Linked DNA regions of Homo sapiens: region 2 is linked to region 1. Evidence: read pairs that join two places in POLR2A ChIA-PET (ENCODE). Cell type or tissue: HepG2. All regions are shown on one strand. Each heading gives the region's core, and the rest is flanking DNA. Links, peaks and the distances in the headings are about the cores only.

Evidence for each region. ChIA-PET counts read pairs that join two places held together with the same protein. Peaks named below come from ENCODE experiments on the same cell type or tissue, not always from the same donor. Only the 100,000 strongest peaks of a DNase experiment are listed, where the experiment ranks them.
Region 2: POLR2A ChIA-PET joins it to region 1 with 5 read pairs; 3 of 35 experiments call an interaction of 5 or more read pairs at or near these places.

The regions. Positions count from the first base shown.
Region 1 is chr15:79,186,353-79,201,546 of GRCh38, forward strand. ANKRD34C-AS1 (ANKRD34C antisense RNA 1) reads right to left here. Exons shown (of 2, transcript NR_038997.1): 2 at 5,355-5,750. Among named protein-coding and RNA genes, the nearest start is that of MIR184, 16 kb to the right of the region's middle. RefSeq lists an enhancer at 10,839-11,372. In HepG2, for the core only: no CTCF peak of the experiment used is centred there; no DNase peak of the experiment used is centred there; H3K27me3 peaks cover 3,085 bases.
Region 2 is chr15:78,989,738-79,004,931 of GRCh38, forward strand. RASGRF1 (Ras protein specific guanine nucleotide releasing factor 1) reads right to left here. Exons shown (of 27, transcript NM_001145648.3): 15 at 14,065-14,438; 16 at 11,925-12,050; 17 at 10,006-10,176; 18 at 8,982-9,088; 19 at 8,359-8,471; 20 at 6,003-6,063; 21 at 1,954-2,057; 22 at 452-536. It overlaps LOC105370917 (a long non-coding RNA gene), which reads left to right and starts at 8,841. Exons shown (of 3, transcript XR_932519.4): 1 at 8,841-9,123. RefSeq lists enhancers at 6,712-7,485, 13,990-15,189. In HepG2, for the core only: no CTCF peak of the experiment used is centred there; DNase peaks (open chromatin) are centred at 4,374 and 7,394.

The sequences.
Region 1 (15,194 bases), core at 4,212-12,211:
GAGGCCTTCACACCTCAGACCTGGGCTGGAGGCACGGTAGCTCTCGGATGCTGATGCTGCTTCCAAGCAGGCAGATTTAGCGATTGCCCCAGCGATTGCCCCAGCGATTGCCCCAGCTGGCCTTCAGACTCGGTTTGGAGGTCTGAAGACAGCCTCTTTGTCTTCCCCCAAGAAACCTCCATTTGCCCCCCATCAGCTAAAATTGCCCATTTCTTCTTTATTTTTGCTATTTGGATTTCTCTTTTCCTGGGGTGGTGATGGTGACCCAGAATCTGACCCTGACACTCCCTGGACCACACCCTGCTCTGCTCTGTTGCTGGGCTTGGGAATCACCCATGCGGAAGTCCACACCTCCCCTCCAGGGCCTTCAGACTGACAGTTTTCAGGGACCCCTCCCTACACGGTACAACAGGATCACACCTGCCTGAGAGCTGGAGTTTGCACAAGCCTGGTGCCTGCCCTCCCTGTGCTCCGGGCCCACCGGCCATGGCAGCTGAGGGGAGACTGGCTGCCGCCACTCACCTGGCTTGACCTCCCTGCCAGCCTTCGCACTTGGGGCTTCCCTGGGCATTTGGGAAACCATCGAGCTTTTGGATGTCATGCTTCTTTTTGCACATGGGACCTGAGGGAGCCAGGGCCCTGGACATGCCCCGCATTTCTGTCTAGAAGAGAGTCTCCCAATCCCCTTACCACCACTTCAACAAGCATTGTGACTGGGTCTGATACTACCTGTCCCTGCCCTCCGCCTCCCCTCCCCTAGTCACTGCTGCCACCAAATCATCTTATGTCCATATTGGACTATGAAGACAGTCCATTACGATGAAGTTGATTCATTCACATGTTCCACATATATTCACTGAGCACCGACTGTATGCCAGTATGTCCTCTGCTCAGGATACATTCTTGTTCTGTTTATTTTTGTATTGTCATGCTTAGTGCAGGTCTGGACACACAGTGTGCATTCCCTGCATTTGCTGAGTAAATGAATGAATGGCTGAATATTGGACTTGTAGCCGACTGAACCCTTTTAATCATTGTTTCTAGATGCTGCTCTTAAATATCTGCCATCCTGAATATTGTTGTAGTCGCTTCATTGAAATGACAGGCAGGATTTTAACTTTGTCCCCAACAAATGTAACATGCTCGTACCAGGTGTCTTTCTGTCCCTCCAGACCCACTGTCACCTTTTTCCACCCCGCTTTCTGCCCCAGAAACTGACCTGTATGGCCAGGCTCACCCATTCTTGCGCTTCTTGTTGGGTTTGGCCAATGGGTGCTCCAGCTGGAATCAGAGAGAGGGTGGGGGTGTTTACTCCGCTCACTTCCTCCCAGGGTGGTCACCTGTGTCCTTCAACCAAAGGACACTGTTTCCCTTGGTGGCCTCCTTTCTATGCTTCTCTCTCCCTCTGGGTTTTAACAACTGCTTCCTCCCCTCGGCCCTTAGGCTTAGGAGTGGTAATGGCTTTGCAATTGCTACCCTGGGTTATAGCACTATCTTCAGATTCTTTAAATCTCAAGCACACCTTTGTAAATAGTCCCTTTAGAAAGCAATCCATCCTCACATTATCCCAATTTGAGTGTATTTTCTGTTATCACTGAGACCCTGACTGATATTACAGTCACCCAGTGACCAGCCTCAGCTAACAACACTGCTGACAGTTGTTGAACACTAACTCTGTTCCAGGCACTTTACAGATACTATCCTTTTTATTCTTTTCTTTATATTTTTACATTTTTTTGAGACAGAGTCTCACTCTGTTGCTCAGGCTGGAGTGCAGTGGTTGGATCTCAGCTCACTGCAACCTCCGTCTCCTGGGTTCAAGTGATTCTCCTGCCTCAGCCTTCCCAGTAGCTGTGCCACCACACCCAGCTAATTTTTTTGTATTTTTAGTAGAGACAGGGTTTCATCATGTTGGCCAGGCTGGTCTTGAACTCCTGACCTTAAATGATCTGCCCGCTTCAGCCTCCCAAAGTGTTGCGATTATAGGTGTGAACCACCATGCCCAGCCCTCTTTCTTATTTTTTTAAGAGATGTGGTCTTGCTCTGTCACTCATGCTGGAGTGCAGTGGCATGAACACGGCTCACTGCATCCTTGATCCTCCTCCCTCAGGCTCCTGAGTAGCTGGGACTATAAGGGTGTGCCATCATGCCTAGCTAATTACATTTTTATTTTATTTTTATTTTTACTAGAGACATGGTCTCACTATGTTTCCTAGGCTGGCATCAAACTCCTGGACTCCCGCGACTCTGCCACCTTGGCCCCCTAAAGTATTGGGATTACAGGTGTGAGCCACCTTACCTGGCCTATACAATCCCTTTAAATTCTCTTGTTGGTTTAATGAGGGAGAGGCTCAGTTGAGTGTTGGAACTAATACTCACAGCCTAAGTAATTTGCGAAACATAACTAGCTAGTAAGTGCTGGAGCTGGGATCCGATCCTGGGCAGATTCAGCTCAGAGTCTGTGTGCTTAATGACAAAGTGATGCTGCCGTACAGAGGAGTCTGTCGTCGACTTGTTCAGTATTGTACTCAACTTCATGACAGCTGCAAATTAGATAAGCTTCATCCAAGGCACAGCTACCGTCTAGTTAGTGGCTCTGACCTCCTTCTAGATGTCAGTTGTCTTTTATCAATAGCCTTTGGCTAGAGTTGTTGAACTGGTTTCCGATCTACCTGGATGTATAACTATCCATTGCTCCAATGTCTTCACAGGGTTACCATGCTATGTACCTCCCTGAAATCTGGATGAAAAGTATCTTCAACAAATTCCAAACTAATCTATTAAACTTATAAATAAAGGAAAGGGATTGAGTCTATAATGACCTTTTTTCAGTTAAGTCCTTTTCTTTCTTGGAATTTTCCCTTGGCTTCCAATTCACTTCCTTCAGTCAAAACCTTTGATGAATGACCCTTCCGTCGTCACAGTTTTAGAATCATGGGCTCCACTTGCTTTCTTCTAACCAATGCTACCTTGGGTGAAGTCTGCTGAGGTCAGATGCAGGTCAAGAGAGAAACTAGAAAGAGTTTCACAGTTTTATGACACTGATAGTCCTTTGGTGAGAACATGGCACACCAAGCTGGGCCACTGGAACACAAGGGTTGGCCATAAGGCAGACTGGCCCGCTATGTTTGGAGGTGGTGCCCCTGCAAAATCCCATCCATTGTGGCTGGTTTGGGGGCTATCTAAAGTCTCTGGATGTTTTCGGGTACTGCAGGGTTTACATGGGAGCAGCTAGTAGCCATCCTGTAGATGTTAAAGATCAATTTTCAGACAGTAAAAGTATGGTTCATACGGCACTCTACCTCAGAAGTCTACCAAGCCAGAGCCTGAATTTCTTGGTCTTGCTTCGAGCTGGTATCTGGCCTCAAACTTTCCCACATGGATGATCAGGGAGATGAATGATCATCATTTGGGATGAGGGAGTCAAACAAATCCATGCAGATGTTGTCTTAGAGGCCTCTCATGCCTTTGTTCCTTATAGTTAAGGCACCCCACCCCTCACTGTAAGGGTTTAAGCTACTTCTCTGTTGAGACAGCTAGAGCACAGCCATGGCCTCCTACTAGTTCTTGGCAACACACACGTTTGTGAGCCAGGAGAGAAGATGGAACCTGATTCCTAACCCAATCTCTGGGTCACACGGGCAAGTACTAACATTTACCAAACCCACCAGAGTTCCCCTTGAAGGCAGCGAGAGGGGCGCCTACGTGGTCGACTTACAGAGCTGGTGTTTTCACTTCAGGAGTGTGGGGAAATCACTGTTTAAAAACACGGGGAGGGTTTAGTCCCACGCTTTATGCGAATCCTGTGTTCTGAAGGGAGAGACAGCTTTGAAGCTGCTGCTGAGAGTGCCTTGTGATTATACAAGCAGCAGTTGGCTAAATCAATGCTTTTCATGTTAATTAGCTCTTCATTAGAGCAGGGGGCTGCCCCAGAGGAGTCAGGAGCCGAGGGGCCTGCTAGCCAACCCCGTCACCCCGGTAACTCCATCCTAATTGGAAGGCAGATGTTGCGGCTTCCAAGGCAGATGGAGAAGGTGAAACTGTGCCTTCTTTCATTCTCCCTCCACTGTTCCTGGGGAGGGGGCTTGAGGAGGTGGAAGAGAGGGAAGGGCTGTTAGCAACACCTGACCCTGGCATCGTCGTGCTCTAGGCCTGTGGAGGGTGAGCTTCCTTGGCACAACTCCCCGTAGCTTCGAAGACCAAGACCAGAGAACATGCTGTCTGGGAAGGCTTCTGACTCCAGGGAGGGAGTGAAAGCAAGTTTCCAAACCAAGGTTGAGTCAACTAAAGTATAGTCACCCCTGGAGTCAGCATGTGACATCCAGGATAATTAGGTTTTCCCATTCTCTTCTTTTTTAGTTTAGATAACAACTCTCGGGCTGTCTGCATTTCACTGTGTGAATAGGTTAAGAAACCCTATTTATAAGTTTAATGACAATCTTATTCTGGGAAAAAAAATACAAATTTGAGCATGCTTTGCTTCTAACTGGGGTTGGCAGGCTTTTCCTGTAAAGGGCCAGGTGGTCAATATCTTAGGCTTTGTGGGCCACACAGTCTCTGTCTCAACTGCTCAACTTGGCCTTTGCAGTATGAGCACAGCATAGGTGATACCCAAACAAATGGGTGTGGTTGACTTGGCCTCGGCCCCAGGGTCACAGTTGACCTGCACCTCTCTCTTGGATTTGAAGACAAGCGTCAGGTGGCTGTAACTAATGCTGACTGGCAGGCGGTGGCTGTGTGGACCGCTGTGATGGGAAGAAGCCCAAGGCCTCGGGCAGGTTTGGTGGGAAGGGTGGCTGGGTTTAGTGATGTTTGCCACTGGCCAGGTAGGGAGGACGGCAGCTTCGTGCCCTGTGTTTGTAGCCCTGCCTGGCAGCTCTGAGTGGGAGAGAGTGAGCTGGATTACAATGCACACAGGCAGCAGGTCAGTGGAAAGGGAGTTTTTGGAATGGGGGCGGCACTGTGCAAGGGCGGAAAGGACACTTTTTGTTTGGACACTGTCATTTACTCTCTGTGAATCTTTCAGATATCTATCTATCTATCATCTGTATCTATCTATATCTATCTATATCTTTTTTGAGACCGAGTTTCACTCTTGTCGCTCAGGCTGGAGTGCAGCGGTGTGATCTCAGCTCACTGCAGCCTCTGCGCAGGTTTAAGTGATTCTCCTGCCTCAGCCTCCTGAGTAGCTAGGATTACAGGCACCCTCCACCATGCCTGGCTAATTATTCCACTTCAATTCACATGGCTCCCAGAAGCACCACACTCCTCACTACCCTCTTCTGACCCTGCCAGTACCAGGATACTTCCCCCAGTAAAGCAACATCGTCGTCGAGGAACGCCACAGCACACCCTGCACCAGAGCCCCCCGAGCACCAGGGCTGCACATGCAGCTTTGACACTGATTTTGATGAGCAGCTCTCTGTCCCTGGGCCACCCCATAGCTCCTGAGCCCTCCTAACCCTGGTCCTTTTCAGTGAGATGCCACCTTTATCACATCACTGGGAGAACACAAGGAGGCACATTTCTAACAGTGCCCCAAGCAGCCATGACTTTGAGCTCTAGTCATGCCAGATTTTCAGGCTTCAGCCCTTCTTTAGACGTCGGCTCCTCCCAGGATGTGCACAAGGACGGTGTCCTGGTCACTTTGGGCCTCTGCATTTGCTGTTTCCTGCTGGCCTCTGCTCCTCTCCCTGGGCCTCTGTGTCCACTGGTGTCCCTCTGGCCACAGCTGCTGCCACTGTGCAGGCCTGGGGTGGGGACAAGAGAGGAGACATCCTTTATGATTCCATCGCAAGCACAGGGCCCCTTAATTTCCAAAGTGGCGCAGAAACCAGCTTGTAAATTTTGATGAGACTATACAAAACTTTCAGGATCAAGTTTCACAACAGAGAGTTGTGATTTGATGTGATGGTCTCCTTGCCTAGCACTGGGCCTCTCTCAGGCCGTGGGCCTCACTTCGCAGTGTGAGAGCCTCATAAGCCGTCTGCAGTCCCTAGAATCCAGACTCCATGCCTGACACCCTGGTCCCAGGCTGATGGTGACAGCAGAAACGGTCACTGTCTTCAACAGAAATCCCGCCCACAGTGTCGGCTCCTCTCCTGACCCCAGTAGGGACGTGGCATCAGAATACAGGAATGTGAGATCAGCCTGCCTCCAAAAGCCAAGAGGGTCTTAGTTTTGAATGCTTGGTGTGCAGGACATTGACTGCACATTCCAGGTTGAATTTCCCACCTGCAGGCTCTGCTTGCCTATTTATAGAAGTGCCTCTAACACAGGGCAAAGATGGCGTTTCCCCAGCCTCAGATTGCCTGTTATCTAAGCTTCGTAAAGGCACACACACAGCTTCTCAAGCACCAGCAACTGTATGCAAGCCCAGGACAGTGCCAATCCAGTGGAAAACACAGGAATGCTTCTTGGTGCCTGGGAAGAACCAAGTCTGCAGAGCAGATGCTCACTCAAACACGAACCACATGTAACATTACCCGACACGACACAGAGCTTCTTAAGAAAGGCAGCTGCGGTTTTTCAACTGCGGCTGCACAGTACAATTAATCACCTGGGGAACACTTGAAATGACTGATGTCCGAGCCACACTCAGAGCGACAGAGTCAGAAGCTCTTAAAGGGTTGGCCCAGGAACTGGCATTTTCAAAAAGCTCCCAGATGATTCTGTTGTGCAGCATGTGCTGGAACCTGTGCTCTGAAATGCCAACATCCAGATGACTGGTGGTGTTAGTCAGAATAAGCTGGGTTCTAGAATAAGCTGGGTTCTCCTACAGTCACTCATAAATCCCAGTATTTTAGTGGCCTATCACAACAAGGGTTCATTTTTCCTTCACACTGCCTGTCCATTAAGGGTCAGCAGGAGACTCCACTCCACACAGGGAGCGAGTCACGGAGGCTTTGTTACTGTGTGACGGACGGCATTCTCTTAAATACTTGCTTCCTTGGTTGCCATGGCAGGGGAAGAGACATCTGGAAGGTCACACCAGGCTCTTCTAGGTTTTAGGCTGAAAGTAGCACCTGTCACTCTCTGCCATAGCCCCGGCCAGAGCTGGTCACATGGCTCTGGCCGGCAATAAGGCAGCTGGCAAGGAGGTGGTGGTGGGGATGAGCAGGAGGCTGATGGATGTTTGATGGATGCCATTGTTTCTGCCACACTGGTGTTTTACACATCTTGTCCCCCAGTATTGACTTGGTGCTTACTTGACTGAAGGGTCATTTCAGGAAATTATGCCAGAAGGAAAAACCAGCCAGCCTTAACATAGTGGTCAGGTTTAAGTCTCCATCACTTGGAGCTGCCTGCCATTTTGGCATTTTTGTAGCTTCCAAAAATCCCACCAGAGTTTGACAGAAAATGTAGATATTTTGCTTTGTTACTTATGTGCACAGTCAGCCATTTCAGGACTTTCCATTGATTTGTCGTTTCTCACATTGACAGTGCACTGTTTTAAGTATTGAAGCTTTGCAGGGCATATTGATACATTATAAGCTCAGTTACCTCTCAGTGCTTTTGTATTTCGGATATTATCTTGTTTTTTTTCTTTACTCATTTTTCATTGTACAAACTTTAAAAATAAGTGTTATAAAATTTGGTTATGATTTCTATTGGGATTAGACATCTTTATAATATAATCTTCTGCCTCAAGGAAATGCCCTATATTTCTAATTATTAAAATCTTCTGGCTGGGCACAGTGGCTCATGCCTGTAATCCCAGCACTTTGGGAGGTTGAGGCAGGTGGATCATTTGAGGCCAGGAGTTTGAGGCTGCAGTGAGCTATGATGGTGCCACTGCACTCTAGCCTGGGTTACAGAGCGAGACCCTGTCTCTAAATAAATAAATAAAGTCTTCCCCTGACTTTCTCAATGAATGTTAGCATTTTTTTCTTATAGGACTTACATATTTCTTACTAAGTTTATTTTCATATATACACATTCACATACCTATATATACATATATTCATATGAAATGTGTATAGCATATTTTCCCATCATATTTTCTAATTATAGATGATATTTAGGAATGTTATTGATATTTATATATTCTTTATAGAACAATCAACTTTATTAAACTTGAATGGATTTTTTTTCCAGGTAGAAAATCATATTGCCTGAAAATGAGTATAGTTTTGTCATCTTCTCTCTTATAATTTTGCATCCGATTTGTTACCAGGCCTTATGGCATTGACCAAGCCCTTCAGAACAATGTTTCACAACAATAGGACCGGCTGTGTTCTTGTCTTAGTCCTTATTTTAATGGTAACAACTGCAGTGTTTCCTGTTGATTGCTATTTTTGGATAGATATTTTAGTATCTCACGAAAGCATTCTTCTAATCTTAGTCCCCACAGTATTTTTTTCATCATTAGTAGTAAATATTAGATTTTATGAAATACTTTTTGCCATCTATTGATATGATGTGTGCTTTTTTTTTGCCTTTTTCTTTTATATCCTTTTTATGGTCCGGTTGATGTAATAGTAAAAATTAAAAAAAAATCATTGTATTTAATCCTTGAGGAATAAAGACAACTCTTGGCTTCACATTCAAGACTTTTTAAAGATGGACTCCAAACTGACTTGTCCAGTCTCCCATCCCATCATCTCTCCAAACTCACATCAGCTGCACCTGATGACAGGCATGACCCAAAACCTGTAAAGTGTTTTGCAGCCCCTCATGCTGTTCACTTTGTCTGAATTGCAGTATCATTATCTTCCAAATGGGGACCCCCTGAACAATCTTCTAGGGTGATGCCCCTGTGAAATCACCACTCTCAAATGTGTCCTGAGCTGGACAATGAATGACAATATATGGTCACCCTCTCCTAGGATAAATTGTCCCTGCTCTCAACCCCCTAAAGGGTTGGATGTCTCCCTTCTGCACAGCATACCTTCCTGGACATATTTTCACCATAGCTTTCTGCTCCCCAGCAGCAGTGAGCTGGCACACAGTAGGCACTCTAAGCCCTAGCCAGGGGTGTTAGTGGAATGAAAGAATGTTACGACCTCATTTTTAAAATAAGAGGAGCTGTCCTTGCAGGGCACCTCCCTCCTCAGCATGTGCCCACAGAAGCTTTCCTGATGGGTAGCCCTAGGCCACGCTGCTAGCTGCTCAGCCAGCACCCACAGAGAAGTGAAGACAGGAAGGGACTCCTGCAGGGAAATTGCTGGGGCCGTTGGGAAATGTATGCTGTGGGCTTGGAGCCTGCGAAATGGGGAGAGAGGAGAGGAGAGGGTCTGGAAGGTGGAAGGAAGGGATGTAGGACAGAAAGAAGAAAAAAGAGGAATGGAGCAAGAGAAAAGAGAAGAAAATGGCAGATGAGGGAAAGAGGGAGAGAAGAAGACAGAAATGGAGGAGGAGGAAAGGAGGCAGCAAGGCTATGCCCTGCTCGTCGCTCTCACACAGCTATTTTGGGGGGTGCTAATTTCCTGGCTATTTGGGGAAACTTTGCAGGCATATTCACTTATCTTGAATGTTTTGGGCTTCACCAGCCTATGACTGCAAAATAAGGTCACATTCCTTTTAACTAGTCAAACGAAAATAGGATAAAAGCTCTACTGCCTGTGATGTTAGACTCCCCTGAAGAGGTCCGATGGCCCTATTTCTGGGGGTTCCTTGGGGTGCAGTTCCCTGTTTGCTCAGAGGGTGGTGCCGGTCAAGGCTTTGCACCCTGGTCCCTCTTCCTGTGCTCGGGGCTGCCTCTGGGGTTGTGACCCTGGGAGGTCCTCTTCTTGGAAGCCTCCACCATTCCAGTGATTCCCCTGCACCCGCCACCCTGAACTCAGGGGAGAGGGACTGTGTTCCCTTTTCACTCCTCAGGCTCTCCTCTCAACTTCCCAAACTGCACAGCTGGCTCCAGGCCCTAATTACTGATGAGGCTTTCCTGAGAGTTGAGTGAAAATGAATAAAAATTAGGAGATATACCTAATGTTAAATGACGAGTTAGTGGGTGCAGCACACCAACATGGCACATGTATACACATGTAACAAACCTGCACATTGTGCACATATACCCTAAAACTTAAAGTGTAATAATAATAAAATTTTAAAAAAATAAAATTAAAAAAATTAAAAAAAAATAGATGAATGGATAAAGAGAAAAAAATAAAATGAATGCATGAATGAAAAAAAAAAAAAAAAGAAGCACGGCCTAGGACGTCACTTACAAAGATGCTAATCTTTAAGGTCCTTCCCTGGGGACTTCCCAGCCTGGCCCCCACCCTGCAGGCATTCAGCAGGGCCCCCCTCTACTCCTCCCTTATTCCCCACAGCCATGTGGCCCCTGAGATGAGGCCATTTTTCCTCCTCTGAGACCCGCCGCTGGAGTCTGTATTCGTCTCCCATGACTGCCGTAACAAATGACCATAAATCTGGTGGCTTAAAACAATAGAAATTTATTCGCCCAGTTCTGGAGGCCAGACGTTCAGGATTGAAGGGTTGGCAGGATTGGTTCCCTCCGGAGGCTCTGAGGGAGAAACTGTCCCTTGTTTCTCTCCTAGCTTGTGGCAGCTGGGGCCATGCTTGGGGCTCCCTTGGCTTGTTGAGGCACCACTCCAACCTCTGCCTCCATCTTCACATGGTCCTTTTCTCTGTGTGTCTTAAATCTCCCTCTCCTTATTCTTGTAAGGACAACAGTTATTGGATTTAGGGCCTACCCTAAATAAAGGATGATCTCATCGCAAGAGCCTTAACTTACTTACATCTGCAAAGACTCTATTTCCAAATAAGGTCACATTCACAGGTACCAAGGGTCAAGACTTGGACATATTTATATTTTCTGAGGCCACAATTCAACTCACCACAGAGTCCTTTTTTCCTATTTCAGGGTGGGCATTTTCTAGGATGAAGGGCTGTTATTCCTATATCAGCTACAAGTACGTGGTCTTGCTCTTTGATCCCCAGAGACAACTAAATTACATTGAACACACGAGTCCGATATCCATTCTTGTTATACACATCCTTTTAAAGGACACTTGGAGTGGCTTGCAGGGTGAACTGGGTGGACAGGGGCGCCCTAACCATCAGAAGGATAGTTCATGTCATAAACAGAAGGGTATGAGACACTAAATCCTCATGGAAGAGGAGCAGCAGGGGTAACAGTGGTCGTTAACTCCCGCATTGTAAAGGCAGCAGACTGGGAGCTGGAAGGGGGCAGCCAGAGATTCCGCGAATGCCTTAGGATGGCTCTAGCTCACCAAAGCTTGAATCCGTTAATGACCAGGTGCTGATAGTAGAATTAGAAGAGGCTGCCATGGTCACACAGTCCAGCTTTTCCTAAACTGTGCCTGCCAAGGACTAAGAATGTTGCAGCAGGCATTAAATAGGAGAGGGGATGGGGGAAGAGTTAATTATGTGATCAAACCAGCAGAGAACACCAGAGTTAAGCAAAGATGAATGCATTTCCATCGTGAAGAACTTCTTGGTATCTTAAGCCAAGGGTTGCAAATGGAAATGTCTACAGGGGCCAGACAAGTAGTGGGGATGACAGGGACCATAGTGACCAGACAGGGACTGTGGGACACTGGGGAGTGTCAGCCCTGTCTTTGAGGGCAGGCATCATTGTACAGGCACTTCTGATCTGATGTTAGGAGGGGTTGAGGCTGCTGAGGTAAGGAGTCCAAGGCAAAATACACAAATGCCAGGGAGGATTAGGCAATAAAATTTCAAAAAGAGCCCATGTGGCAAACTGAGCCAAGAGAAAGTGATCACCATAATGGGCATTGCACACAGCCCTGCTTCCCTCTGCAGCCTGCAGCATTCGGCTGCTTTAGTGCATTTTGCAAACTTGTCGGTGCAAAACATCGATATGTCAGGAAAAGCTGAGTAGGAACCCGAGCTCTGCAACAGAGCAACAACTTTCTTCCACTCACTGGTTCTGCTCACCAGTTAGTATGAGCTATCTTACGTTGCAGCCGAGTAGACTATACTCTTGTCCCAGTTCCCCTGCTGAAGACCTGAGTTTAGATGCTGGCTCAGGCTTCCCCACTTATTAGTTATGTGACCTTGAGCATGATTCTAAACCTTTGTAAATCTCCATTTCTCTGTTTCAGCTATTCATTGGTGTGTAACAACCCATCCCCAAACAGTGTCTTAAATGAATAACAATAATTTATTTTTCTTCATCAGGAGTTAAGTGAGCTCAGCTCGGCGGTTCTCAGGATCTCGCAGGTGGTTGCAGTCACTCAGTGGCTGGGACTGGGCTGGGGTGTTCTCAATGTCATCTTCACCCACATGTCTGGCTCCTGAGCTGGGGAGATTCACACAGCTGGGGCTGGAATAGCTGGGGCTCCTCAAGCATCCCTTTTTCCACATGGTCTCTCCGCCTGGTGGCCTCCAGGCAGACTCCTGACGTGGCGGCCCAGGGTTCCCAGAGCAAGTGTCCCAAGAAAGCCTGGCAGAAGCTCTGTGGCCTTTTTTATCCCAGCCCTGGGAGTCACACAGTATGACTTCCACCTCATTTTATTCATTGAGGCATCCACAGAGGCTCATCCAGACTCAAGGAGAGGGGACATGGACTCCACCTCTTAATGGAGTGAGTGTCAAAGAATCTGTGGGCTCTTTTTTTTTTTAATTTTTAGTTTTTGAGGGTACATAGTAAGTGTATATATTTATGGGTTACATGAGATGTTTTTATAAGGCATGCAATGCGTAATAATGACATCATGGAGAATGGGGTATCCTTCTCCTCAAGCATTGATCCTTTGTGTTACAAACAGTCCAGTTATACTTTTTTAGTGATTTTAAAATGTACCATTAAATTATCGTTGGCTATGGTCACCCTGTTTTGCTATGGAATAGTAGATCTTATTCATTCTTTTAATTTTTTGTACCAATTCACCATCTCCAACTCCCCCCAGCCCCTTCACTACCCTTCCCAGCCTCTGGTAACCATTCTTCTACTGTCTATCTCCATGAGTTCAATTGTTTTGATTTTTAGCTCCCACAAATCAGAGAGAACATGTGATGTGCTTGTCTTCCTGTGCCTGGATTATTTCACTTAACATAGTGACCTCTACTTTCATCCACGGTATTGCAAATGACAGGATCTCATCGTTTTTGATGGCAGAATAGTACTCCATTGTGTGTACCTACCATGTTTTCTTTATCCACTCATCTGTTGATGGACACTTAGGTTGTTTCCAAGTGTACACATGTTTTAAAACCACTACATTATCCAGTAAATGGGGCCAATATTACCATTTCCCATAGAATGGAAGCACCACAGTTTATTTCACCTGATTTTTCTTTTCTTTCTTCTTTCTTTCTTTCTTTCTTTCTTTCTTTCTTTCTTTCTTTCTTTCTTCTTTCTTTCTTTCTTTCTTTCTTTCTTTCTTTCTTTCTTTCTTTCTTTCTTTCTTCCTTTCTCTCTGTCTCTCTCTTTCTTTCTCTCTTTCTCTCTTTCTTTTTTGATAGAGTTTCACTCTTGTTGCCCAGGCTGGAGTGCAATAAAAATATCTTGGCTCACAGCAACCTCCCAACCCCCCCGGGTTCAAGCAATTCTCCTGCCTCAGCCTCCCGACTAGCTGGGATTACAGGCGTGCACTACCATGCCCAGCTAATTTCTTTTGTATTTATTTATTTATTTGCACCACCACACCCAGCTAATTTCTTTTGTATTATTTATTTATTTATTTTTATTTTTATTTTTTAGTAGAGACGGGATTTCTCCATGTTGGTCAGGCTGGTCTCAAACTCCCGACCTCAGGTGATCCGCCTGCCTCAGCCTTCCAAAGTGCTGGGATTACAGCATGAGCCACCACGCCTGGCCTATTTCACCTGATTTCTAAAAGCAGCCATTTTCGTTATTCCAGTGTTTTGGCCATTATACATAATGGTGAAGGGAACATCTCTGTGCATAGTTTTTTCTTTTCTATCTTCTGCTATTTGCATGGGGCTTCCAAGAAGGGAGATTGCAGGATCAAAGGGTAGGAACGTTTTAATCCAGTCTTCAGTTTTCAAGCATCTTTGAAGATATGGTGAGAAGCCTCCCAGGCTGAATCACACTTTCCACACCTTGGCTGTGTGTGTACATGGGCTGTGTGCGTATTTTGGGGCCTGGACTGAATGTGATTTTTGCTTGCTTACTTTTCGCCTTCACAATGCATAATAAAAATGCTTTTGCTTGAACACAGATAGGTTCAAAACCTAAAAACAGCTCCTGTGTGCTGCAGGGGAAGGTTATCTTTTTGTGAAATTCTGATGTGTCCAACTGGGGACAGGACAAAGCAGAGGGGACATGGAGGGACCCTGATCTGTAGGCAGTTAGTGGAGTTACAGGCCCACACTCACTCTGAGTAATGTTCCTCAGCCTTTTAGAAATATAAGCCCACATTTCCTCTAAAGCTTTCTTCCTTGATCTTCTGGATGAGCCCAGAAGTTGCATTATTTTGTGTAGTGTGCTCTATGCAAGCATTTGAATAAGATCTTCTCAAGCCATATCTTTTTCTTCCCTCCAGGGCTCCTCAACTGGAGGTTGGGCTGCTCTCTGCTCATAAGCCCTGTGTCTCCTTGACGAAGACTAAGAAGAGATCTGGAGCTATGACTACCATTTCAATGATTATTATTAGGGCAAACCTCCTCTGGGGAGGGATCTAGATAATTGCTTCTAGAATTGGCTTCTCTTTACTGTCTATGGCTTTGAAGTCAAATGACACATGCTAGGTACTTTCTATTTTAAGTTTTTGCTGGGTTTATGGGAGAGAGTTGGAATGTTAGAACTTTGTTTTTGTTTGTTTGTTTGTTTGTTTAAAGTAAATTTAGCCAGTAACCTTAGGAGGGACTTGTCACTTGGTTAAATCCTTTCACAGCAACATGGCAGAGAGAGCCCAGCCCTGAACTTGAGAGTCACAAGACTAGCGTCTTAGCTCCAGCTCTGTCATTAACCTGGTGGGTGACTTTGGACAAATCACTTCCTTCATATCTTCAGATGCCCCACTTGAGAAGTATGGACTTGAACTTGGCCAACTCCTACAGTCATCACAAGTCTAAAATTTGATAATTTGTGAAAGCCAGCTCTGAGTGTCTTTACTCCGAGAATCCTTTTAGAATTCCTTCCATCTTCCTCTGGCCAGCTCCAGATAAACACAAGGGTTAGGGCCTGGAGGAGAAGCACGTACTATATTCTTGGCAAAAGGGGTTGTCTTGTCTGTTATAACAAAATACTATAAACTGGGTGGTTTATAAACAACAGAAGT
Region 2 (15,194 bases), core at 2,649-10,648, 200 kb before region 1:
CAGCCAAATATTGCTTGTTGCTAATACTGAGATGAGGTTTAAAAATAGGAAGCATAGCAAGGTCTTCATTCCTTTCCTTCTAATCCTTCATTCCCTTCTGTTCTCTTTGCCACAGACTCCGCAAAAACCCTGCTCCGAGGAGTAACCCCCACTTAGGAATCACAAGTTCTGGGTGAGGGCTCACAGCGAGCCAATGCTGGGCTGAATGTCTTTAGATGACCACGCAGTTAATCCTCCTATGACTGTTCCATGGTCAGCCCCACTTAATAGGAGAAGAGACTGAGACTGAGGTGAGGCAACCAGCCCGAGGCCACATGGCAAGGGGTGGCAGGGCTGGAGAGGACCCAGGAGTCTGGTTCCAGCCAGGTGTATAGCCCGTTCTCTACCCAGCCTCTTGAGCGTCTTGCCAAAGAAAAACCCCAGTGAGAGAGGCGCTCCCATCCATACTCACGTCATTGAAGTGCTTAGTGGTTTTCATGATATAAGGGGTCCTTTCATTCTTTTCCAGTTTCATCCATCCTTGTCCGAAGAACTCCCTGTAGGAAGTAAGGGGAGACCCAGGTGGAGGGGGTGAGGTTTGCCTTGCTGATTTCATTGCTCCATGCTTTTTATTTTATTTTTTGGCTTTTTGAGGCTGTCATTTCTGGGGGAACAACCTTCTGCAGAGCCCTGGAAGGAAGGAACCTTGGGCTCAAGTCCAGCTCTGCCTTGTCGCAGCTGTGTGGCCCCAGACAAACCCTTTATAGCTCAGGGCTTCAGTTTCCTTATCTGTAAAATGGGAATCAAGACAATCCTTTCCTCACAGGTTTACTGGGAGGCTGAAATAAGGTGTGGGAAGGCACACATGGTGGAAATAATTTGTTATGAATCTTGTTTTCTGACAGGGAGAATTCACATTTTAGTCACTGCAGCAGCTGGTCTGTAGGATGAGGGAATAGAAGGCCCTAAAAGGGGGCAGATAAAAGGCTTAAAAAGCCTGCAAGCCAAGCCACAGGCTCCTGACATCATAAAGTGACAGGGAGAGGGGACCTCGGCAGAGTCCTGTGGGCAGAAGGGGCCGGGGAGGTGATTTGTGTTTGAAAACACATCCCGCTTCTCCTCCTAGAGGGACATATCAGGAATATCATCTGTTTCTATGTCCAGGAGATGTGACAGGTTTCCAAAGTGCCGACCCTCTCTATTTACACGAGGCAGCACCCATGCTGGGGAGGGCTGCGAGAGTGCCAGGTGGGGCTGAGGCCAAAAGCCCCACAATGATTCAAATCCGGTGAGCCCAATTCTGGGAAACCATTCTGGGACCATTGTTAGGAATTCAGACATATTTGTTGCAAGGATGTTTACCGCAGGGATAAATATAAAAGTGAAGGCTGAAAACACTCTCGTGGCTTAGTAACACACTGTTAGAGAATGCTGTGTACTTATTAAAAATAGTGTTTACAAATGCCCTTTTGGCATAGCATCAGATGAAGGAAGAGGGATAGAAAATTACATAAGTAGAATAATTGCAGTGAACACCAGGGATGACTGAGGCCAGAACAGGTAACAGCAGGCCTTGGGGCTTCTTCAAAGTCCACGCCTGTCCCCTAAATCAGCTACTGGAGGTCACTGGACCTACACACGTGCCCACGCTCTTGCCTGTGTGCACAGTTTCTCACAGGTACATGTGCACACACACATGAACACATGCTCTTTTCTAGATACTCTCTTTCTAGGAGCTCTGAGTTAGAGATGATTCCAGAAAAGTGTGTGTGTGCAGCTGACAGGTAAGGAGAGAATTTGGTGGGCAGGAACGGGAACAGGCTTCTCTCCCTCATTCTGCTGACCCAGGCACTATTGTTTCAAGCTGTGGAGGGTCCGTGCAGCTCTGGAAATTCACTGCGTGTGCTTCCAGGGTGCTGTCCAAGACAGTGCCTGAGGAAGCGGGGGGAGGCGGGTGGTGCCTGCAACACTTACTCATAAGGAATCTTCTTGAAGACGAGGTGATCTAGCAGGGTCAGCTGCTCCGCGATCTCCAGGGCTGAGTGGTTTTCAAAGGGCTCAGCCTTCACGCCTTCAGCCTGGTTTTGAGTTGGGGGAGCAACATTTTGAGTTAGGCCCATGACGGACACCTCCTGGATTCCCAGCTGCCTCTGTGGGGGTATCTCGCCCTCGAATTGGGTGGGCGGGTGGACGGGGTATGACGCTGCCTCGAATCTGATGAGAGGGTGGATGGAGTATGATGAGGGGAGGTGGAGGGAAGGGGACGGAGGGAGATGGGCCCCGCCCTGTTGTGCCGGTGTGTGCAGCCCAGTGCTCGGACTGCCCTCACCCACCCTGCCAGGGAGCTCCCAGCACGTGCATGAGACAATGGAGGCTTCCAGAGGTGAGCCACTGGCCCAAGTTGCTAAGCTGGAAGTGGGCTGACTAGGACTGGAGCCCAGGTCGTCTGACTTCAGGCTGTGCCTGGCCACTCCCTTCAGCGTCCGCCTGAGCCCACAGCTGGCTCTATACAATTTCCTTTTGAAACTAGCAGGTGTGGACTCCCAGGCGTGATTAGCTCCTGGGATGGCCCTGTGCTCAGAAGACAGCTGTCCTGCCTTAGTCCTGGGCCTTAGTCCGTGTCCCTGGCCCCCAGGGGCCACCCTTGGACACCATCATTAAGGGATTCCACTATTTGGGCCCTTCGACCAGAGAAAATCTTCAGGGAAACGTTAGCCAGAGGACAGTGGTGGCCACGGCAGGAGATGGATGAGTGGTGGACATAGGGAGGCCAGTGTATTGGGCACAAAGGCCTCGTGGAAGGTCTGCTGGATCTGAGTGAGGGATGCTGGAAGGCGGTGGGTAAAGGGACAACTGTGTTGGTCTTGGGAGGAGCCTGTTAGGAACAAGAATCCTCCCCCATCACCACCTCAGGACCACCTGGGCCACACAGGAGGAGAGCGGTCAACCCCTCAGGCAGCAGGTGCTCTGAGAGATGACTGTCTCGTGTGCCTCATGCCTTCACTTTTCCATGCTCACTTTACCCTGTCCAGAAGTCCCGGCTGGGCTGAGCACCTGCAAGCAGCCCATCTGCCGGGTCCCAAGGGAAGTGGGGCCATCCCTCCTAGACTAAGTGTCTCCCTTCCTCCCATTTCCTCCACAGACGGGCACTGAGGTCTGCACCAAGGCCCTTGCTACACGCTGAGATAGAAAGGCAGGAAACACGGTTCCTGACGTCAGGGATCTCCAGCCTAAGTGGTTCCAAGTCATGTGAATGGAGCGAGGACCGTGGAGAAAAACAGCCTCTGTGTGTGTGCCATGTGGGTGGTGTGTGGGTGGTGTGTGTGTGCCATGTGGGTGGTGTGTGGGTGGTGTGTGTGGTGTGTGGGTGGTGTGTATGGGGTGTTTGTGGTGTGGGGTGTGTGCATGTGTATGTGGGGTGTGTGTGTGTGTGGTGTGCCTGTGGGTGATGTGTGTATGTGGTGTGTGTGGTGTGGCGTGTGTATGTGGTGTGTGTGCGTGTGCCTGTGTGGGTGATGTGTGTGTGTGTACGTGGTGTGTGTGGTGTGGTGTGTGTGGTGTGTGTGTGGTGTCTGTGTGTGTGGTCTGGTGTGTGTGTGGTATGTTTGCTGGGTGTGTGTAGTGTATGTGTGTGTGGTGTGTGTTTGGTGTGTGTAGTGTGTGTGTGTGGGTGTGTGTGTGTGTTTGTGTGGTGGCTGTCGGTGAGTTTTTCCTGGCAGAGCTGCCCTGGGCAGGGAAGGGTGTGTAGAGAAACCCAGGTGCAGGAACATGGGTGTTGGGGGACATGAAGCCTTTGGGGACACAGAAAGGAGAGTGGCAGGGCCACTGGGATGCCGGGTTGTAGTGAGAGAACCCAGGCAGGGGATCCCCTGTGTGCTCACAGGGAGGGGACCCTCAGCCTCTGAAGCAGCTGAGTGAATAAATACAGGTGGGCAGCCCAGCCACCTTCCCATCTGAGGGTCCTGCCTGGTGCCCTGGGGTTGGGCTGAACTGCCAGGGCCAAGGGTGAGCTCAAGGGGCTGGGTGGCTTATGGCCCAGAGGCCCAGGCGCTGTGGGGCCCAGAGGCCTGCACTGGTACCAGAGGCCAGAAGAGGCATTCTGGCCAAGGTGGGGTGGTTGGCTCCTTCCGCTCACTTCTGGGGTGGCCTGGGAAAGAGGGTGACCCTGGAAGCAGAGATCAAAACTGACAACTTCCTCCACCTTTTATAGGCTTTTGAAAATCCTCACTGTCTCTAGTGAGGCCGCGGGGCCCTCTCAACCCGGATCTGCCCCACACAGGCTCTGGGGACAAGAGAGGGCAGCTCAGCAGCTGTTTGTTCTGGAAGAACCTCAGGCTGTTCACGAAGGAACAAGGGGCCCTCATGCTGTTGAGGGGTAAACATTCCAGGTGAGCCCCTGTTGGGAAACAGGAGCAGAGTGCAGTCGGCTTCCTTTCAGCTGCCGAGAGGAGTACTTCCGTCTTGGGGTTTACCCAGCATTCTGGCCCCAAAGGGTCAGTCTGGAGGAAGTAGGGTCTGGGGACCGTCAACCTCCCTGCCTGTGGACCACGTGTGGGTTCCTGGGGGCCCAGCCCTGCAGCACTGCTCTGGGGGCAGAGTGTGGGCAGAGTGCTTACAGCTTCATAGGTGCCCTCACCACTTCCAGGAACCAGGAGGGGAACATGGGAGGGGCAGGGGCAGCAGGGGCCCAGAACCCAGAGTCCCAAGTCCTCACGCTGGCTACTTCCAACAGACTGAAGGTCACTCAACCAGCAAGGGGCTGAGCCAGCATGGCACAATCTCTGCCTCTGGTGGGGAAGGTGTGGTCAGAGTGAGCCTGTCTTGAGTATCCCCAGCCGCTGTGATGCAGGGGCCAAGGGCTCTGGGGTGGCTTGTGATGGCATTCTGGGGTGCACATCACTGACTTGGAAAAAAGTGGGCTGTAGCTGGACCCTGGAAGTGCACAAGACCATCATTCCCTTATTCCGTCTGGAATGCCACTATGAGCTTGGATTTGTTCATGGTGAGCACAGCTCTGTCTCTGGGGTCCCATCATTTCTGGGCAGGTGGTGAGCTGCACTCCAACTTCTGGGGATGAGGCAGTGTGGTAGACGGAATGAGGGAGAGTTGTCGCTCTGGAGTCAGCCAGACCTGGGTGTGAACACCAGCTCTTATACCACCACTGGGGCCTCCCCTTGAGGCTTCGGAGGGAGCACAACCCTTCCAGCACCTTTTTTTTTTTTTTTTTTGAGATGGGGGTCTCACTCTGTCACCCAGGCTGGAGGGCAATGGCTCGATCTCAGTTCACTGCAACCTCTCCCTCCTATGCTCAAGCAGTCCTCCCACTTCAACCTCCCAAGTAGCTGGGATCACAGGCATGCGCCACCATGCCCGGGTAATTTTTTGTATTTTTGGTAGAGACAGGGTTTCACCATGTTGCCCAGGCTGATCTTGAACTCCTGACCTTAAGTGATCTGCCCACCTCAGCCTCCCAAAGTGCTAGGATTACAGGTGTGAGCCACCACGCCTGGCCTCCCTCTCACATCTTAATTTCAGACTCCAGAACTATGAGAGAATACATTTCTTTTTTCTTTCTTTTTTTTTTTTTTTGAGATGGAGTCTCGCTCTGTTACCTAGGCTGGAGCGTGCAGTGGAGGATCTTGGCTCACTGCCACCTCCGCCTCCTGGGTTTAAGTGATTCTCCCGCCTCAGTCTCCTGAGAAGCTGGGGTTACAGGCACCTGCCACCACGCCTAGCTAATTTTTGTATTTTTAGTAGAAATGGGGTTTTACCATGTTGGCCAGGCTGGTCTCCACCTCCTGACCTCAGGTGATCTGCCCACCTTGGCCTCCCAAAGTGCTGGGATTACAGGCATGAGCCACTGCGCTCAGCCCATTCCTGTTGTTTTAAGCCGCCCAGTTTGTGGTATTTTTTCACAACAGCCACAGAAAATGAATACGGGTGATGCCTGTGATGGGTCAGGGGTCCTGGGCAGGAGGATGGGGAGGAAAGCCTTGGAAAGCAAGAGGGCAGGCCCAGCTCACCATCTGCGTGATCTCCTCCAGCGTGATCTGGTTGTCACCTGGGTCCTCCTGGGTCAGAGTCCTAGGCAGGAGCGAGAAGGCACGGTGAGCCCCACTTCACGTTGCAGCAGCCCCTCCCCAGCTCGGACAGCCCCACACGGCCTCTGCTCTTACGCCCCTCTGTCCTCGTCATCCCCATTGCCAGGAGCACCCTTTCCCCTTCCTCCTTCACTCTTCTTCCTGATGGTCCTGGCGCTCCTGGCTGTGGGAGGTCCCCTTCTGGGGCCCTCTCAGCCCCTGGGCTTCCTGCATCTGGCTGGGTGGGAATGGCCTTTCTGCCACCTCAGGCAGGGAGCCCTTGAGGGAGGGACGGTGTCTGATTCAGCCCCATAGCTCTGGTGCCAGCACAGGACTGGACATTCAGCAGGCGCTCCTGCGAGCACATGGATGACAGGATGCATGACAGGAAGGAAGCACAGGGAGTGGGGAGGCAGCAGCATGGCAGCCACAGGCCCAGAGGAGGGACTGCAAGGATGGAATTGGGAGAGCAGAGGAGAGTGGTACACACGGTGGGGAATGAGGGTAGAGCCTCAAAGTCAGGCCAAAGTGCCGCACGCTCACAGTGATGGGCTCAGAGCCACAGCTGGTGAGTACCAACGGAGGCTGCGGACACTGGAGAGCCAGGCCTGGGCTGCGTGGGGACAGCCAGGGGTCTGCAGGCCTGCCGGGGCTGCGGGGAGTGGCTCTCTGGATCAGCCTGGCAGAAGGCATTGTCGTGTATATCTTACAGCTGAGGAAACGGCCCCTCAGGGAACTGCCTCACCTGGGGTCCCGCAGCTGGAGCATGGTGGGCCCACGCTCCAAACCAGGGCTGCCAACTCCAGAGCCTGCTCTTTCATCACACCCAGGGAACAGGCTCCCCTCCGAGGGTGGCTTTGATCAATATGCTCGGTGGGGGGCTCCACACACTCCTAAGGCCTCCTGGGAGGACCACGAGTGGCGGCTGTGTGTGTGTGTGCGTGTGTGTGTGTGTGGGCATGTGTGCACACACTCTGGCCTCTGTACTGAAGATGTGGAGGCCTGAAAGAGATTTTAGGACTGTGAGCCTGAGGGAAGAATGGGCCCCAGCATGGGGCCTCCACGGCCTGGCTGGGGAGGATGTCTGGGCACTCTGGTCACAGGCAGGACTTGGGGGAAAGTCTGGGGAGGCTGGGGCCAGGCAAGAGGTGAGGAGGAAAGGCCAGGGCCCAAGCCCTCACACCTGGGCTGGGCTGGGAGCAGACAGGCTGAGTCGGTAGGTGCCCGCCACCCACTGAACAGCCTGTAAAAGTGACACCCGTGATCTCATCCCAGCCTTGAAGCGGGTATTGTTCACCCATTTTATGGATGAGGCTCAGAGCGGGGACTTGCCCAGGTCACATGAGTCACTGGCTGAGCATCTCAGACATCGGGCTGCCTGACCCTGACCTCCACCAGGAGAGGACAAGCATGGGTTTGGGGATAAACAACTTAACTGAATTCAATTCAACAGACACTCAAGCACCTACAAATCAGGCCTCGCCAGCACTGTTTAATAGATCTCTGCAGTGATGGCAGCATCCTACACCCTGTACTGTCCAATGCAGGGACTGCTAGCCACATGTCGGGGGTGAAGCTGAGGCTGCTGGGCTCATGTCACTGAGGAACTGAACTTTAAATTTTATTTAATTTTCATTAAGATTTAAATAGCCAAGGCCGGGCATAGTGGCTCATGCCTGTAATCCCAGCACTTTGGGAGGCCGAGGTGGGCAGATCGCCTGAGGTCAGGAGACTGAGACCAGCCTGGCCAACATGGTGAAACCCCGTCTCTACTAAAAATACAAAAAAAATTAGCTGGGCGTGGTGGCAGGTGCCTATAATCCCAGCTACTGGGGAGGCTGAGGCAGGAGAATCTCTTGAACCTGGGAGGTGGAGGTTACAGTGAGCCAAGATCACATCACTGCATTCTAGCCTGGGTGACAAGAGCGAGACTTCGCCTCAAAAAAAAAAAAAAAAAAGATTTAAATAGCCTTATGTAGCTAGTGCCTACCATATTGGATGGCACAGGCTAGACAGGGGTTAGCAGCTGTGGACACACATGGAGAAGTGTGCTGGGTTCTTGCTTTGAAGAGATCAAGGTCTGGCGCAGGGTGGGGAGAGAGGAAAGAAGGACAAATAGACTACCCAGCCCTGAGCCTGCCCCCAAGAGCTCACCTCTACCCCAGCACTCCTACTTGGGGCTGTCCTTGACAAGGGCGCTCTTCACCTCCCGGGCCTCTGACCAGCCCACATGGAGGCAGAAGGCAGGGCTCCTGTCCCAGCAGGCAGTTCTGAGCCAGGAACCAGGTACTGCCTTTACCTGATGATGTTGGCTGCAGCCTTCCGCTCCTGGGTCAGGAGCTCCGGGTCGTGCATGACTTCTTCCAGGAAGCCGATCACCTTGCATTTGAGCTCATCGTTGGTCTCAAAGTCCTGCCGGGAAGGTGTGATGGGTGGCTCTGGTTACTGTTTTTGAGCTGCTCTGCAGTGGTCTGGGCCCAGGCCAGAGGAAGGAGCTCCAGTTTCTATTCTGCCCAGGGCAGGCTGACCTGCCTCATTTCCTTTCTGTTGGCTTCCTGGCAGGGCATGAGAGGCTCTCCAGGCCTAGAGAATCTTAGATAAAGGCACTGGAACCAGATCAAAGCCCATCTTTCAGCTGGCTGCACCCCTGGGCCAGGGAGGCACAAACCTACCTGTACCCCTGCTACAGGCAGGGTGGATAGACAGAGACCCATTGTCCCTTCCATGTCCTTTGTTCCCTCCTAGGGAATCTGAGCAGTCCTCCGGGAACATCAGGGTGGCACATTTGAGCTCCCTCCCTTCTGCTGCCCCACTGCCAGCCATCAGCTCACTCTGCCCGCAGCTGCTTTTGGAAGGCAGCTGGTTCCTGGGGCCATTGCCTGGTGGTCCCCAGCAGCCTGCCCAGGGAGGGCTCCCACCCACCTGAGAGTGCTTGGACACCCAGTGGCGGAGCACGTTCAAGACACGATTGGTGGCTGCTCTGCGGATCACAAACTCCTTGTCTCCATTCCTCTGGTCTGGGGGAAACCCTGGCAGCATGCGTGGCAGAGGGGAGAGAGGACAGGTGAGGACAAGAAACAGAGCTTGACACTAGTCTGGATTTGCCTCTCGGATCTGGCTGAGCTGGGGTGAGTGAGGGGGTCATGGGCAGGGGGATAACAACATGTTTAACAACTAGTGTCTGACCAATAGCACAGATGTCATGGCTCCTCAGTCAACACGGTCCATGCATGCCCAGCCTCTTCCAGACCTCTCCATCTTTCAAGAGCTGCTGGAAGGTTCAGGCAGCCTCCCAAGACAGAGCCACGCAGGGCCTCCCCAGGGAACAGAGCTCAAAGGGGCCCCTATTCCAGTCTCTGCTGCAGGATCAAGGATGCAGAAGTGGGAGGTGGGAGCATGGCGGGACAGAGGTTCCCATGGGCAATGGGCTTTATGTCGAGTAGAAGCTGGCCAAGTAGCAAAGGGCGATGGGTGGGAAGGAAGGGGCCTCCAGGCAGGAGGGTCAGCACTAGCAAAGGCCTGCAGGATGGAAGTTTGGGGGAAGGATGGATGGCATTCAGCTGGCAGCTGGAAGAGGAGGGTGCAGGGCACGCTGTGCCCTAGATGTGCAGTGGCCCTGGCTCTAGGTGTGGGGTTCAGGCCCTGGGTGTGTGCAGAGCCCCAACCAGTGCAGAGAGGTGGGGGTTGTGACCCAGCACCTCCACAAGTGGAAGGCGGTGCCCAAGCCAAAATAATGATTCAGGAAGCTTCGTGTCCAGTGAGTGACTGTAGTCAATTGAAGCAGGGAGCTCCCCGAGGGTGGGTGCTTTAACAGGACCCACCTGTGCCATCCTTAGCACACCTTAAACACCCACAGCAGAGCAAGTCCCCGGGACCATGGCTGCTATCACCTGCCACTGGGGCTGACCATGGGGAGGACCCTGTGAGTGGAGAACACCCCACATACCTGCACTGGCTAAGGACATCCTCCGGTACTTCTCCTTGTTTGGGGTGCCCTCGTTGGCCCCGGCGGTTGCTATGGCAAAGGCAGAGGCGGCCGACAAGGCACTGCGGTTATTGTCCAGTTCACGACAGGAGGTCATGACGACTCCATTGTTATAGGAAAAGAGTGGGAACTCTGCAGAGAGGAGGGAACCAACCCTCAGCTGTCCCCAGTCCCAACTCCTCAGGCTGTTAGAAAACCAGGGGTCCCGAGGCTAGAGCAGCCTTAAGAGCCAGCAGGCTGTGTCTTCAGGGTACCAGGGCATGTCGGGTGGTGCTGGTGTGTGTGTGTGTCTCTCTCTGTGTTAGAAGCTCTGGGGAGAGTCACACCACAACACCCTCAGGGCTGTCCCAGGTTGGGGAGCACACTCCTGCTTCTGAAAAAGGTCTCCAGTCACCCCGTCCATCTTTCTGCAGCTCTCAACCCCTTCACCTCTCAGGTCCAGCAGGGCACAGGCCTGCCTGAGGGCAGCATCATGAGTTTTCTTACCCTCTCAGTCTACTTGGGATTAACACATAACCTGTCCAATGTCTGACATCCATAACAATTCATACTGATGGGCTCGTGGGCACAGTGGGATGGAGAGAGGATGGCTCTTGGAGTCCAGCCACCTGAGTTGAAATTCTCCCCTACCCCCTACTAGCTGTGTGACCTTGGGTAAGTCATTTAACCCCTCTGGGTTTCAGTAGTCTCCTTTGAATAATAGGGATAAAGCTTCAAAAGGTGGATATAAAGATTAAAGGCAATAACATAGATGAAAGTACTTTGTGTTAGGTGAAAAGCTATATAAATGCCATGGAATATCATTGCTATTAGTAATAATAATAATAATCATAATTTTTAGTAGTAATGATAGGAGAAACCTACTCTTGAAACCTTTGGTTTCATCTTGTCTCTGGAAAGCAATCCAGACTACTGAAGACAAAATAGCAGTATTTAATGCTGTGAGGCACATATGATTTATTTTAAGGACTCAAAGCTTATTTCTGAAATTTGGCTCTCCATGAGCTCTGTTTCTGTGTGTCTGAGCAGCTGTGGCAGGGCTGCAGTATGTCCAGGCAGTTTCTCTCTAAAGCTCGGTGACCCTGTTACCTATTGGGTTCCTTTTGAAAGCCTGGATAGTGGGGAGTTCAGGCTGCAGGCGGCCCTTTGCATGTGAGAGCAGGGACATTGGAGAAAGCTGTGTGGGGAGGGGCTGCCTGGGAGGTGGGTCCCCTGGGAGCTCTCTCTCACCATTGGGTATCTCACAGCCCCCTTGTATAGGGGAAAGGGCTTTATGAAAACCGGAGACCAAGACTGCTTCTCAAGGATCCTTCAGGATCAGGAGTCTGGGACTGCGGGTGAGCAATGTCACCGCCTCTTGGAGTCTTTCCCCTTATTTGAAACACCTAGCCTTTTTGCAAAGCTGTCAAGATGATGAAAGGGGTCTGTGCAGAGCCTGGCACTCAGTTCAGGAAGCACCTTCTGAACCAGGATCTTCCATGAATGAGCCCTAGATGCTGAGCCTCCCTGCCCACCTGTGCTGGGGTTCAGGAAGCACCTTCTGAATCAGGATCTTCCACGAATGAGCCCTAGATGCTGAGCCTCCCTGCCCACCTGTGCTGGGTGGGCTCAAGGCAGTCTTGTCTGAAGTTGGGAGAGTGACTTGGTTGAGTTGAAGAGCAGGATCTACCCAGCCAATGTTCCAGTGCCCACAGCCCCTTCCCTTGGGGTGGCGGGGGGCGGGTGGTGGTGGGTGGGTTATGAAATATCAGAAAAGTTACTGCTCTTAGGAGTCACTCATAAAGCATAAGGGATGACACCCACTTGCCTTGACTCGACTTGACCTACTGCCCTCTCCCAAACTGGAAATCTATTTGTGGTTTTGAATTGGTGCATTGTACCTGAAGAATTTTTGTTTTTGACTGATTTGGGTGTTGTTGGAGATTTAGTTGGTGATGTTTCAGTATCACCATCATCACTCTGGTTTTGATCAATATCTGACTCCTCTCTCATGGAGACTTCTGAGCCTGGGAGAAAAGAAATAAATAATTTTACTTTTCTTAATTTTAATTTTAAAATTTAAATATTTGATTTTAAAATTTATGTCTATAATTTACTGAGGCAAAACAGAGTAAACTTGGGATACAGCCACTGAAGAAAGTTTAACAGCTTTGTTTCCCGCAGGACTCATCAGAACCTTTCTCTTGCTAATGAGCACTGTCGATCTCCAAGGTGGCTTTTGCTCCACCAGGGCTTCTCAAACCTTACCAGACACACCTGGGGATCTTGTCAGAATGCAAATTCTGATTCAGGGGTCTCAGGCAGGGCCTGAGAGTCTGCATTTCTAACAGGTTCCAGGTGATGGCCATGTGGTTGGTCCACGGACCACACTTTGAGTTACACGATCTCTCTTTTTTTTTTTGGTGAAGCTTATTAGTTAAGGTGACCATCTGCTCCAGTTTTCCTCTGCTTTTAACCTATTGCCGCGTGCCCCTGGTCACTCTTAAAATGTCCTGTCTTGGATAATTAATTATAGAGGCTTCCTAATCTTGGGAGACTCCTGGTCCACACACCCTGGGGAGGCTGATGAATTATATTAAAAGCCTAGGTCTGGCACAGTGAGGTCTTGGTCAGAAACTCTTAACTGCTCTGGGCCTCAGTTTACCCACGTAGAAAGTGGATGTAGTTGCATCTGACCTTGAGAACACAAAGCCACAGGTCTTCTCTTTAGACAAGAATGTCCACAGGCACATGCACACGCACACACATTTATACATAACAAATACACATACACACACATATACACACACACACAGTTTGGCACATAATTAGATTCATGGGCTCCTGGATCACCAGTCAAGAAGCCTGGTACCAGATGACTTCTCAGGACTGCCTTGCGTTACATTTCAGAATGTGAAATTATGAAATTTCTGGCAGGCCATTTCCTTGGTGACTGACTTTCAGCTGCATGCATCACCCATTAACTGCATGTGCCACGGTGAGTGTTACTTGGTATGGAGCCTGGCGGAGGATTTATCTTGCCCCAGCTGTGCCCTCTGCTGGGGGTGCCCTCTGCCTTCCCTCTTGCCAGCTCAGAGGAGAGAAATCCTTCCCTCTTCAAAGGCCTCCTCCTCAAAGCCTGGGGCGTCTGACCAGCCCCTGGTTGCACGTGGGTGCGTGCGTGTGTGCACGTGCTCTCATGTGCTAACCGAGACAATGCTTGTGGCACCCAAGATGTGGCCTGTTCGGATCTAAATCAGAACCAGACCTGACACTTTTAGAACAGTCAGGAGAAACCCTGAGAGTAGGGAGGCTCCAGCCTGTCCTGGAATCATCTCCAGCCTGTCTCACACTCAGCATTCCAGGTCTGCCTGGCGTCCAGCTGTCCCCGAAACACACAAGGCCTTTTCTTGCTCCTCAGTCATTCCCATCCTGTTCCCATGGTCTAGAATGTTCTCCTTTCCTCTTGGTAAAAATTGAGATCGAACAGTTCTTCCGGGAAGCCTTCTATGACGCTCCTAATGGTGTTCCCACCCCAACCTCTGTGCCCCTGGAGCATCCTCCTGACACAAGCCATTCGTATCAGGTGTCCACATTTCAGTGTCTGGTCTGGGTCCTCAGCCAGACTGAATCCCAGGGGGCAGGAGCTGCTGACGACCTCTTCTCTCCCGGGCCCTGAATGGGCCTGGCCCAGGCCCTGTCCTCTGCAGACATGGACAAACACAGGGATGCCGTAGGATGCTGTGGTCAGGGCAGAGGGATGCCTAAATTGCTCGTGATGGGAACTGACTCATCTAAAGTGTGGCGATGCCCTGGGAATTTCTGCCTGCCTCCCCCCGCAGCCTGGGCTCCCACATACGGCTACCTCTCTGCACCGCCCAGACTCTGTGCTGCCTCCACTATCTGCCTGGTGGGACCCCCAAGCCTCTCCCTTCCTTCCCCATGGGAGCAGGAAGAGCAGCCCTGAGGCCTTGCTGGGCCAGGCTGAGCCTCAGTGGGGCTGGGAGGCTGGGGGGCAGCTCCGACGGCATGGCCACTCACTCTGCTTGCTGAGCGCTGAAGGGTCTTCGGGCTTCTCAGGGGTCGTATCGCCCTCATCTGGAATCTTGTTGGTGAAGCTGCTGGACACATAGAGCTTGCTGGTGTCCAGCGTGGCCTTGCTGAAGGGTGACATGGCCGAGTACATGCTGGTGTAGCCATTGGAGTTGCAGCTGAGGGCGGCCAGGTCCAGGGCCTTGCCGCCAGTGATGATGGGGATGTTCAGGGAGAGCTTCCGCCGGCGGCTCGGTGACGATGTCTTGGTGATGGACAGAGGTGGCGGCGAGGAGAACTTGCGGGTGGCGCGCGGGGACTTGGGGGGTTCACCGTACAGGAGCTTATTGTTCTGGCCACTGGCAAACAGGAGCTCCAGCGACCTGTGGGGAGGGCGGGGGTGAAAATGACAGTTAGCGTAGGCCTGCCTGCCCGCCTAGGCCTGGGGGCCGTCTCCGGTGGGGCTCGGAGTGGCAGCAACGGCTCCATCATTCTTAGGATCCCTGAAACCCATACTTGAGCTGATCCTCTGAGCAGGGACAATGCGATTAAATGGCCTGGGGCCAAGGGTCCTGCTCTGGATGGTTTGGGCAGAGGATCTGGGGCTTCTATGCTCCGCCCCCCCACCCCCTCAGGGCAGCAGCTGCAGCATCTGACCTGAAGTGCTAAGGGTCCCCTGAGCTGCGGACTGTGCAAAACCCCCCTCCATCCCACACAGGGCCTGCTCCCGCCTACACTCTCTGGCCTCATCCTTAGAGAGGTCCTCAGGCATGTTTTGTGGAATGAGGAAGCTGAGGCTCAGAGACAGGAAATGACTCATCTGATGCCTCCTACTCTAAACGCAGGGTCCTTTCCACCTGCTTTGGGGCTTGAGCGGCCCTATATGCAAACTTAGGGGGATGGGAAGCTGAAAGTGGCCCCTACCATCCTCATGACAGGGTTCCACCTCAGGCCAGGCTGGAAACAGGTTATACATCCAGAACATTGCAAACCATAGCTTGTCTCATCGAGGCTGTCTGCTCCACGTTGCACACAGGATAGGATTGATCTTTTAACCCTCACTGTTGCCCCAGGACGTAGGCACTCTTATTCCTACAGGATAACTGCAGGAATGTCACAGGTAGGAAACTGAGTCTCAG